2 separate regions of the Homo sapiens genome follow, and region 1 is linked to region 2. A link is a loop called in an ENCODE intact Hi-C map of the cell type or tissue named here. Cell type or tissue: natural killer cell. All regions are shown on one strand. Links, peaks and the distances in the headings refer to the core of each region. The heading gives the core; the rest is flanking DNA. Region 1 overlaps MPI (mannose phosphate isomerase). Region 2 overlaps EDC3 (enhancer of mRNA decapping 3).

Region 1 (5,368 bases), core at 170-5,169, 270 kb after region 2:
TTCGCTCCTGTTTTTCTCTTTTTTTTTTTTTTGAGACGGAGTCTCGGTCTGTAGCCCAGGCTGGAGTGCAGTGGCACGATCTCGGCTCATTGCAAGCTCCGCCTCCCGGGTTCACGCCACTCTTCTGCCTCAGCCTCCCAAGTAGCTGGGACCACAGGCGCCCACCACCACGCCCAGCCAATTTTTTTGGTATTTTTAGTAGAGATGGGGTTTCACTGTGTTAGCCAGGATGGTCTCGATCTTCTGACCTCGTGATCCGCCCACCTCAGCCTCCCAAAGTGCTGGGATTACAGGCGTGAGCCACCACGCCTGGCCCGGCTCCTGTTTTTCAACTGGCCCTAGAGGAGGGGTCCGCAAACCAGGCTGGCAGGCCAGTTCTGGCCATACCTGTTCATTTCCATACTGTCTGGCTGCTTTCAAGCCACAGTGGCAAAGTTGAAGAGTTGCACTAGACTGTACGGCCTGCAAAACTGAAACCATTGACTGTCAACCACTTCTCTACAACATACTCAACTGTTGCAGATTACAGGGACTCAGGAACCGAATTAGACAATTTTCATGGCGAGGAGAAGCCCAGTTAGCTTTCCTAAACGGGCAGGAAGTGTGAAGGAGGGAATCTCCTGATGCCCTGCTCCAGGGGTGGCACACACCTGCAAGAGGCTGTCGGCTGTCTGCTGCTGCTGAGGTTTCTGACCTGCAATCGTAGATCCTGTCACCACAGACTAATCACTTAGTCCACTGGCTCCTTCCTGTGGGATAAAGGTTTAAATTCATGCAAAAGAATCTTTCTGGGCTTCTGCCCACACTAGAGTCCCTATACAATGGAGTTCCAGGAAACCACCTTCAAAAATCTCCTGGGTTTTCTTGCCTCCAAATTTTCTTCAGCTAAAAAACAATAAAGATGAGCTGGAAAGAAAAGGTCTGCTAAAGGGAACCCATTCTACAGAAGTGACTTGCAAGAGCCTATTTCACTCATGCCGTCCAGTGAAACAGGCCCGAAAGTGATGCCCAGTGGGAACAGCAGAAAGGGGAGGGAGTTTCCAGAAGGAATTGCTGTAGTCAGCTGTTAAGCTATTTCTTCATTTCAGGATATCCAGGATATTCTTAACTTTTATTTTTTTGAGACGGAGTCTCGCACTGTCTCCCGGGCTGGAGTGCAGTGGCGCGATAGCTCACTGCAACCTCCGCCCACTGGGTTCAAGCGATTCTTCTGCCTCAGCTCCTGAGTAGCTGGGACTACAGGCGCCTGCCACCACACCCAGCTAAGTTTTTGTATTTTTAGTAGAGACGGGGTTTCAGTAGAGACGGGGTGACAGGATCTACAATTCCAGGTAAGGTCAGGTTGGTCTCAAACTCCTGACCTTGTGATTTGCTTGCCTCAGCCTCTGAAAGTGCTGGGATTACAAGCATGAGCCATTGTGCCTGGCCAAGGCCTTTAAAATCCACTGCAACACAGACACAGCTCAACTAGTGTGATTGCATTTATTCTTATAAATGTACAGAGCTGTAGAAGTGCAAGCCAAGAGTTCTATAGAGTAGTACATAAACACCATATGGTACCACTCCTGCTGGGAGGTAAGCCTGGATACACCCCTCTCCTCAGGAAACTGTCACCTGCAGAACACACAGCACTCAGAATTAAGGCAGTTTGGCCCTGGGCACATTGGTGGTATTTTGGTATGTGGCCACTGGCCCTAAACAACTGACCATTTCTACCCTGCCTCACTGCACTGTCCCACCAGGTCCCTCCAGCTTTTTCTACAAGGTAACACCCTCCTACATGGGGTCAGCCAGCTCAGAAACCTCTTCTTCAGGGACAGTTGCAGCTGAATATGCCAGAGCTGATTATTACAACAACGATGCAGAGGGCCTTGGTTTTGGGGTCCTGCCACCCTCACCCCTAGAAGCTGCTAAACACCCAGGCCATTCTGCCCTGACCACCTCCCCAACAGAGATGTAGGTCTATACTTACCTTCCACAGCCACCTCCCAGCACACACTGGGTCCCTCTACCTGTGTTGCTGTCTTTCTTTACACTGTGCTACATTTGATCCCTTTCCACATGTGCACTTCACCTCTGCAGACACAAGAAAGGCCTGGACATGGTCTCTGCAGATGGGGAAGGGGTTCTGGATGGAGATGTTCTTGAGCTCTACAAGCATTTGCACAAAGTGCTCAGAATGTTGGCCACTGCATAGAGCTGCAGAGTCCCATTCCAGAACAGAGTAACCATCTGCCTCTCTTCCCAAGACCCCAAGCTGGCATGACTCTGGTCTCTGTCCTATCTCTCTGCTGTGATGCTCCTAGCTAGTAGAGTAAGTCAGCCCCCAGATACTGTATATTCCTCTCAACCTTCCATGGTTTGAGAAAAACACAAAGATAGATGTCCATCAGGCACTCACAGGATTACCATCGTAAGGATGGTTGTCAGACAAATAACAAATAAGGCCGTATCTTTTTATTAGACTTGCTCATCTTCTAGTCACCCCTTGTGGTAGAGCGAAAAGAGTGTGTTGTCCCTCTCATGCCTCTGGTGGTCACAGGACACTGAGTAAAGCAAGAGACTGGATACTTTCCCATGTAGAACCTATACCCCAATCCCGACTATTGGGCTGGGAACCCTGTCTATGCCCATTCAAAGCTCACCATGTGGGAGGACTGCTTGGGCCTGGGAGGTTGAGGCTGCAGTGAGCTGTGATTACACCACTGCACTCCAGCCTGGGTGACAGAGACCCTGTCTCCAACAAAACAAAGCAGAACGCTCACCATGGTTCTGAGTTAAGCCAAAAAACAAAACAAAACCTGTTGGAAAAATTCTAGAAAGAGGCTTGGTATAGAGTATAGCAAGATATACTCTCCAATTTGTGGGTAGGGGGTGTCACAGCAGAAATTATGCCTATTTCTGCTGTTTGGGCTGGGGGCTGAAAGAGGCTGTGTCACACCCAGAGGTCTGCTTAAAGCCCAATCCTGAGTATCCAGTAAGGCCCATGCTGTGACCAGAAGAATCTGGCAATAGAATGGTCCATGCTGGAGTGAAGGGAGGCCCTCTACACTGGTGGACTGATTTCCTCAGGCAAGGGTCTAGGAGCTGGCTTAGGTCTCTCTTACCCTTCCTGTCTGTAAGCCTCAGTCTAGGACAAAGCCCACACAGCTGTATACCCACTCTCACGAGTCCATTGCTACTTCTCAAAAGTTTAAAAAGTAAACAATAGGAAGGCACCGGACTGCTCCCTGTAGCTCCCTCTGCTGGTAATAATAAAAACTGCAGGCTTCTGGGGCCAGCCCCAGTACCTTCGACCTAATCTTTAGCTCAAAGACTGGGTGAAGAAACTCACCCAGACCAAGGAAATACAAATAAATAAATATGAACATGTCAGAGCAGTTTTTCTCTAACTAGGGAAGGGCAAACCAGAATCACTAAACTCACCCGGACGGTTGGACCAGTTGGGGATGCCCCAGGTCCAGGGATTCTGGAAGCCAGGATCCTGCTGTATCATTAAGCAACCTGCTATGATCCCTGTCATAGTTAGACAGGTGCAACCTGAAGAGGGACAAAAGGACTCACTTTATGCTGTCTTGAAGGTCAAGCCTGCAAACCATCTTAGAGCTAGGAAGAATAGAGCAAACGGAATTTCTCGAACTGGTCTCAAACAGTTTCTTTTTTGGATTGCCAGCTATAATAAACCATAAAGTGCTATTTTCTGCCTCCATTCAACACTATCTAGCACAGCCTGGGCACAAGAGCTCCCTTTTTGCCTCCCTGAAGCACTATGACAAATACCAATCAAGCTGTCTGCAAGTGTTTTCCTTAGCCACCTTTGTCACCCACCATAAGAACCAGAATTTTCTGTCTTGCCCTTATTAAAGTGACTTCTCCAAACTCTGCTCCAACAGCAGAGGAAAACTACAGAATTCTACCTATCAGCCCACAGCCCAGATGGGGGCCTCTGGCCTGAGAAGCAACAGGTAAGGGCTACCTGCAGGTCACTTTCTAGGGGTCAGTGACTTCAGTGCTCACTGCACTGTGTGAGCTATGAGTGGCCAACAGGGCTCTGTAGGCCTCATGGTGAGCAGGGCCCACCTTGGAGGGTAATGTCTACTGGAGGGTACAGGAAGAAGAGTCCCCAAGACAGCACCAGCAGCAGGAGCATGTTGAAGAGGCCATGGGCTTAGGGGGGATGAGGTCCAAGTCCTCGTCATCTGGAATCTCATCCAGGTGATACCCATCCTGAAGCAGCTGCCGGCTCACATCCTGGTTCACCTGCTAAGAGAAGGAGAGGAGGGAACTATAGGCCAAGATGCAAAGCAGAAGTAACTGCTACCCAAAAGACAGAACCACATTCCGTTACCAGGGCTTCCTGTCCATGTCCCACCCCAGGCCAACCCCACACATCCCTGGACTACAGGAGGAAGTACCACCTTCTCCTACTTGTGCCTCAGCCAGCAGTAAGCCTTAGTACTGTCCAGACTTCACTGTCACTGACCCCCAGGGATCTGTTCTCACTAAATCCTGAGGCATTCATGTAAATATCGAGTTCCCAATATGTTTGAAAATCAGTGCTCTGACAGTTCCCACTGGGAGCCCAGACTAGTCCCTATCAAAGCTGAAGAATATGGGATAATAACAGAACAATGGGCTAGCGTAGTAGAGCATGGGTTACAGTGGAAGGGGGTGGTGAGCAGCTTTGTCTACACACTGCTGGTTAGACTTATCCTTTGATGCCAACAGAGGTGGGTTCCTGCAAAGTGGAATTTGTTGGTTGGTTTCATCAGTTCACTGAACATAAGAAAAATAAGGCTGGGCGTGGTGGCTCACGCCTGTAATCTCAGCATTTTGGGAGGCCGAGGCAGGTGGATCACGAGGTCAGGAGATCGAGACCATCCTGGCTAACATGGTGAAACCCCATCTCTACTAAAAAATAGAAAAAATTAGCCAGGCGTGACGGCGGGCGCCTGTAGTCCCAGCTACTCGGGAGGCTGAGGCAGGAGAATGGCGTGAACCTGGGAGGCGGAGCTTCCAGTGAGCTGAGATCATGCCACTGCACTCCAGCCTGGGCCACAGAGTGAGACTCTGTCTCAAAAAAAAAAAAAAAAAAAAAAAAGAAAAAGAAAAATAAATGAGGCTGGGGAAAGTGTAAGACTTCCTCTTACACACAATCTTTGACACTCAGACATTTAAGGAGGACAAAATTTGCAAACTGCTCTATTCTCTGTGACAGAAACTCAGAGATTAGCCAAGATTTCCAGGAGAGTAAGAAAAGCAAGTGGTGTAGAGTCAGGTCCCCAGCACTTCACCTCTGTCAAAGGGAATGGGCTTCACTTGCCAGGATTTTACATCCCTGTTTTTCTATCTGGGACAGTCACTCTAG
Region 2 (5,368 bases), core at 183-5,182:
CCAGGGCACAGGCCCTAGGAGTTGCAAGCTGGCTGGGCTGAGTGCTAGAGACCAAGTGCATGTCAGCCCAGCAGACCACTGCCCTCCTGGAGTTCTCAGGATGAACCATTGTCGTCCTGAGTGTGCAGAGCTTCTCAGGGCACAAAGCCCTCACCTCCTCTGCCTTCTCAGGCATGCCTCTGTATATCCAACTAATGCCCTGGGCACCTTATGACCTCTGGGAAGGCAGAGTCCACTGTCAAGGTGGCCATCACAGGGAAACCCCACTCAGGTCCAGCAAAAACAGGAGCTGACTGCTATCTGCTGACCCAAGAAGGGTGAGCAGGTGAGAGCATGCTTATTCTATTCCAGCTGGCCTACTCATTCTACTCTAGCAAGCCTGTCCCCTCTCGTACTCATTATCTCACAGGAATGGGTCCTCCACTCAGCCCAACCTTAATTAAGAATTAAGAGGGAACCTATTACTATTCTCCCAGGCTCCTCTGCTCTAACCAGGCTTCTGGGACAGTATTAGAAAAGGATGTCTCAACAAGTATGTAGATCCTGTACTGGCCTAAGAAGTTAAACTGAGAATAGCATAAATCAGACCAAACTTAATGGTCGTTGAGACTTGTGTCCTGGAGCAGCTGGGATAGGAAAACTTTTGGGCAGCAAGAGGAAGAACTGCCTGGAAGGGGGCATCATGTTAAAAATTACAAGGGGAACCCACACCAGGCCCCCTTCCCAGCTCTCAGCCTAGAGTATTAGCATTTCTCAGCTAGAGACTCACAACTTCCTTGCTTAGAATGTGCCACCGGGGGGAGTCCCTGTGGGTGATGAGGCTCTCAAGAGTGAGAGTGGCATCCTATCTTCTGTGTGCCCACAGGAGCCTGGCCCGAGACTTAGCAGGTGAAGTTTCTGGTCCAGGCTTTGCCCTTGACTCACTATGTGACCTCTGGTGGAGTCCCTTCTCTGGGCCATATTTGCTCTCTCCAATTCTTCTCCCTGCTGTTCTCATTTAAACCCATTCCAGTCAGACTCTGTCCCTACCACTCCACTTAAGACCACTCATCAAGCTCACCAGGAGCCTCCACAGAGATGCTAAATCCAGTGGTCGATTCTGTCTTCCTTTGACCTTAACCTAGAACGGGGCTTGCTGACACACTGACCACATGCTCCTTTCTTCACTTGGCTTTCAGCTACCATACTCTCCTGGTTTTCTTCCTCCCTCACTGACCATTCCTGTCCCATCTCCTTGGTTAGGCTCTTTACTCCCTGACTTCTAAATAAAGAGCTCAGTTTTCCAACTTCTGTATCTACTCTCTTCCTATGTGACAGCATATCCAGGCTCCTCATGGCTTAAATATTCCCTATGGCTTGTAACTCTAGGCTGAATCCTTTCACTTCAGATTCATATAACTCGTTCCCTATCAACATTTCCACCTGCATATCCAATAGGTGTCTCAAGCTGAGCTTCTGCTGTTCCTCCCCAAACCTTCTCTATCAAGTTTTCCCATCTCAGTGATCGCACCTCAGTTACTGAGGCCAAAAACTTTGGAGCCATTGCCAACTCTTCTCTTTCTCCCACCCCCCATACATCCAGTCTGTGGATTCTATCTCCAAAACTGATTTAGAAACTAACTACCTTCACCACCTCTGGCACTACCACTCTTGTCTTAGCCACCATAATCTCTCTCTCCCATGATCACAACAGCATCTTGACACTTCTCTGTACTCCTCTGTGTAGTCTACTCTCAAACAGCACCCAGAATGATCATCTGGAACCTAAATTTGATTATATCATTTCTCTACTTATTCCTTCAATGACTGCCCATCTCACCAGAGTAAAAGCCCAAATCCTTGTGGTCATCCCCAAGGCCCATCATGACCTGACCCTGAAATGTCCAAGTCTCCTACTCTCCACCCAGTCCTCCAACATGCCTCCTTTCCCTGCTTTGTTTTTATCCACATCACTTACTACAACTACACAAGTATGTTACATGTCTTTTTGTTCCTCCTAACCAGAATATAAGCTCCACAGAAGAATGGATTTAAAAAAATCTGTTGCCATATCCCTAGCATCAGGAAGAGTGCCTGTTCAACGAATATTTGTGGAATGGACCAATGGGTCCCCAGCTCTTCATGTGAGTAGTTGGAGAGGGAGAAGCATAAGGGGATGGGAAGTAGTATATTACTGTTCTAAGACTCCTTAGAGGCGAAGCACCATCCTTACACACGTAGTGCCTTTCCACCTGTCGCCACTGGGTGGCATGACGAGACCATCAAACTGCTAAGGAGGGAGGAGGCCTTCAGCCCAGCCCTGCCTAAGTGCTCACCTTTGAGGCTAGACACTTGTTGGCCTTGGGTCTTGCTGAAGAGCGACAGCTCATTGGTGATAGATTCCAACATCTTGACAAAATTGGGCAGGAAAAGGATGACCTGGACATCATGGTTGGCTAGGTGCCTTCCACAGCTGATACCCTGAGCCCCCTTCACATGAGGTCCACACAGTAGAGCCACTGTAGGCCTCTGGTGAACATTTTTGGGATTCAACCTGGAAAAGAAGGTGAAGAAGCAGTATCAGCTACATACTTGCCAATCCCTTGCACCCTATACCAGACAATTGCCTGTAGCACCTATTGGTCTCAGATCTCTTACCCACTGCTCACCAAGTCCCAGGCTCCAGAGGGGGACAAAATCCACTGCAGGCCAGGTCTATAGGGTGGCACTCCTGTTGTCCCAAACCCCAACCTCACATCATTGCTGGGTCCTCCCACTAAGTGGTTCACCCAGATCTTGCTCCACACAACACTGTTGCCACAACACCGCTTTGCTGACCCATGAACACTTAATAGTTCCTCTGCAGCCTTGTCTGCTCTTCTTCCCCAACGTGTCTGCTTCACTCCAGCAGGGCTGGTCTCATCCTCTCCTGCACTTGTAAGGCTCTTTCCTGCTTATGCTCAAACTACATCCCCTGCCCAGAAAGCCTTTCACTTTCCAAACTCTGAACCGCCTTTTCTTGGAGATCCAGTTCAAGACTTACCTCTGCTGGGATTACTCTGGCTCATGCCTTTACCTCTCCTCAACTCCTAATAAGCTCACAGCAAGTACCATAGCTCTCCATTCTCCTCAGTCAGTTGCCAATGGTTCTCTTTACTGAGCTTAGTAGCTTACTGAAGTTAATGAAAGCAATGCTGCAGGCATTAACAGTATCTATTTCATAGGATGCTGTGCAGATTATCGGATGCCCAGCACTTAGCAGTGCCTAACACAAAGAAGGTAAGGTACTCAGTCAGTGCTGACCATGGCGGAGGCAGCAGGCCAAGGGTTACCTGGCCTCCTAGGCTAGCAGCTGCCTTGGATGAAGTTGTCACTTCCAGTTTTCTGCTATTCAAAGCTGAGACTCCTCTAGACTCAGAGAAGCCACAAATAAGGAGATAAAGAGGATTAGCCCCAGAGCTGTGCCCAACTCATAGGCAGCACAGTTGGCTCACGGGGCAGCAATGTAGGGAGGAGATGGACGGCAAGGCCATAGGTCCCTGCCTAGTGGCAGAGCAATGATAGTCACTTACCGGTTTCCCAAAGGGAGGAAGATGACAAGATGTTGTCAAGCTAAGAGGAGCTTCATAACTGCCCCCATTCCCAAACACATTTTGGAGAATTTAACAATCTACTCTATATTCCAGACACCAAACCATTCGCCTTCCCATTTCTGCATTTAGAGGAAATATGATGAGAATTGCTCCCTTCAGAGGATGCTGCAGAGTTGTGGAATCTGACTCACTTTGTTCTCTAAAAGGGTTCTTCCTCTCAGGGAGAACCTCTCCCACCCCCAATCAAAAGAAGCAGAGCATGGCATTCACACACCCAGCGGCAAGGTGTAGAGTATATGGGCACTGGAAATGGACCTATGTGGATTAGAGGCCTGGCTGGACTGTGTACCAGCAGTATCATGTGGGCAAGTCCCTCAGCTCTCTGAGCCACAGTGTGCTTATCCAAAAACACAGGGCTATTATTTAGCTTTGAGGTGAAGTTATGAGGACCACATTAAATTATGTTGTGAAAGCACTGTGGAACACTGCATGGCACCTGACATACATTAAACTTCAAGATTACTAACCACGGGTCTGATTTCTCAACATCAGCAACTGCTACAAAGGACAGGAGATGGACCTTTGGATAGTTCAGACACTAAGAGAAAAGACTGGCACAAGGACAGCCAGCCCCAAGAAGCTGGCTAGAGAGGAGTGTGATTTGGTAAGGACATTCAGCTCCTGCTCCAAAACTAATGTTTCTGGGAAGCCACTTAATGGTCTCAAAGTGCCCCCAACAGTGGCTCTGGGAGGAGGTGCAGGAGACACCAGACACACGGGCCTGATGCTCTTTCAGAGGGCACCTCACACTACCCCCTCCTGTAGGCATTTCCCTGGCTCTTCCCTGGCACAGGAGAGCCCAAGGATCTAACAGCTAGGAAGCAGGCCTAAATCAAAGAAAAAGGAAAAACTAACACTCCAACCCCCAACTCAAATAGGATGAGGGAGGTGGAAATCTTACATCTGGCTTGGAGTAAGCCTGCTTGAATTAAGATCACTTCAGAATCAGGAGATGCCTTCCATCCAAACACATTATCAGGCCCAGAGAATGAAAATAGGCTGGAGTGAGGAGCTACAGGATTTATCTGCAATATCAGTTTTCTGGCAAGCACTCCCAAACACCATGGCTGGAAGCACAAGCCAAGGACCAGGTTCCATTTTGCAAATAGGGAAGGGGCCCTGTGGGAAGCAACATCCTATCATGTGAGGCTTTGGATCTGTGAGTGCTGCTCAGGGAAAGGAGGCTTTCCTTGCCCCAGTGAACCCAGATCTGCCCTGCTCTTTGGAAGTGGCCTCCCCACTCCAGACACCACTCTCCCACAAGGTTGCCTACATCCTCCTCTTTACCGAAAAATCCAACAGGCACTTGTCAACTCTAATTTTGATTGATCTCTCAGCACTACCATTGCCGGCCGTTCCTTTTTTCTTCAAAGACTATTTCCTTGGTTCTTACACGCTACCCTCTTGGTTTCTTACCTCTCCTGCCTTCTTCTTCATCCTTCTAACTGTGCCTTACATGCCGACGTTCCCCAGAATCCCACCCTAGGCCCTTTCTGTTCACACCTTCTCCTTATATGATCTCATCTACTCTTACACCATCTACAAGCTGACAACTCCTAAATCTCTAGCATCAGCTAAGACCCTTTTCTGAACTTCAGATCTTTTTTTTTTTTTTTTTTTTTTTTGAGATGGAGTCTTGCTCTTGTTGCCCAGGCTGGAGTGCAGTGGTGTGATCTCAGCTCACTGCAACCTCCTCCTCCCAGATTCAAGCATTTCTCTTGCCTCAGCCTCCTGAG

Evidence for each region. Peaks named below come from ENCODE experiments on the same cell type or tissue, not always from the same donor. Only the 100,000 strongest peaks of a DNase experiment are listed, where the experiment ranks them.
Region 1: a loop joins it to region 2, with 9 times the contacts of the local background. A loop is called at or near these places in 7 of 110 quality-filtered maps.

The regions. Positions count from the first base shown.
Region 1 is chr15:74,898,524-74,903,891 of GRCh38, forward strand. It overlaps MPI (mannose phosphate isomerase), which reads left to right. Exons shown (of 8, transcript NM_002435.3): 8 at 1-3,696. FAM219B (family with sequence similarity 219 member B) reads right to left here. Exons shown (of 5, transcript NM_020447.5): 5 at 1,469-4,263. The coding sequence ends at 4,096. Among named protein-coding and RNA genes, the nearest start is that of FAM219B, 5.6 kb to the right of the region's middle. RefSeq lists an enhancer at 189-688. In natural killer cell, for the core only: CTCF peaks have their summits at 3,241 (motif pointing left) and 3,444; a DNase peak (open chromatin) is centred at 3,238; H3K27ac peaks cover 290 bases.
Region 2 is chr15:74,633,094-74,638,461 of GRCh38, forward strand. It overlaps EDC3 (enhancer of mRNA decapping 3), which reads right to left. Exons shown (of 7, transcript NM_025083.5): 6 at 2,316-2,533. Among named protein-coding and RNA genes, the nearest start is that of CLK3, 20 kb to the left of the region's middle. In natural killer cell, for the core only: CTCF peaks have their summits at 2,237 (motif pointing right) and 2,446; a DNase peak (open chromatin) is centred at 2,248.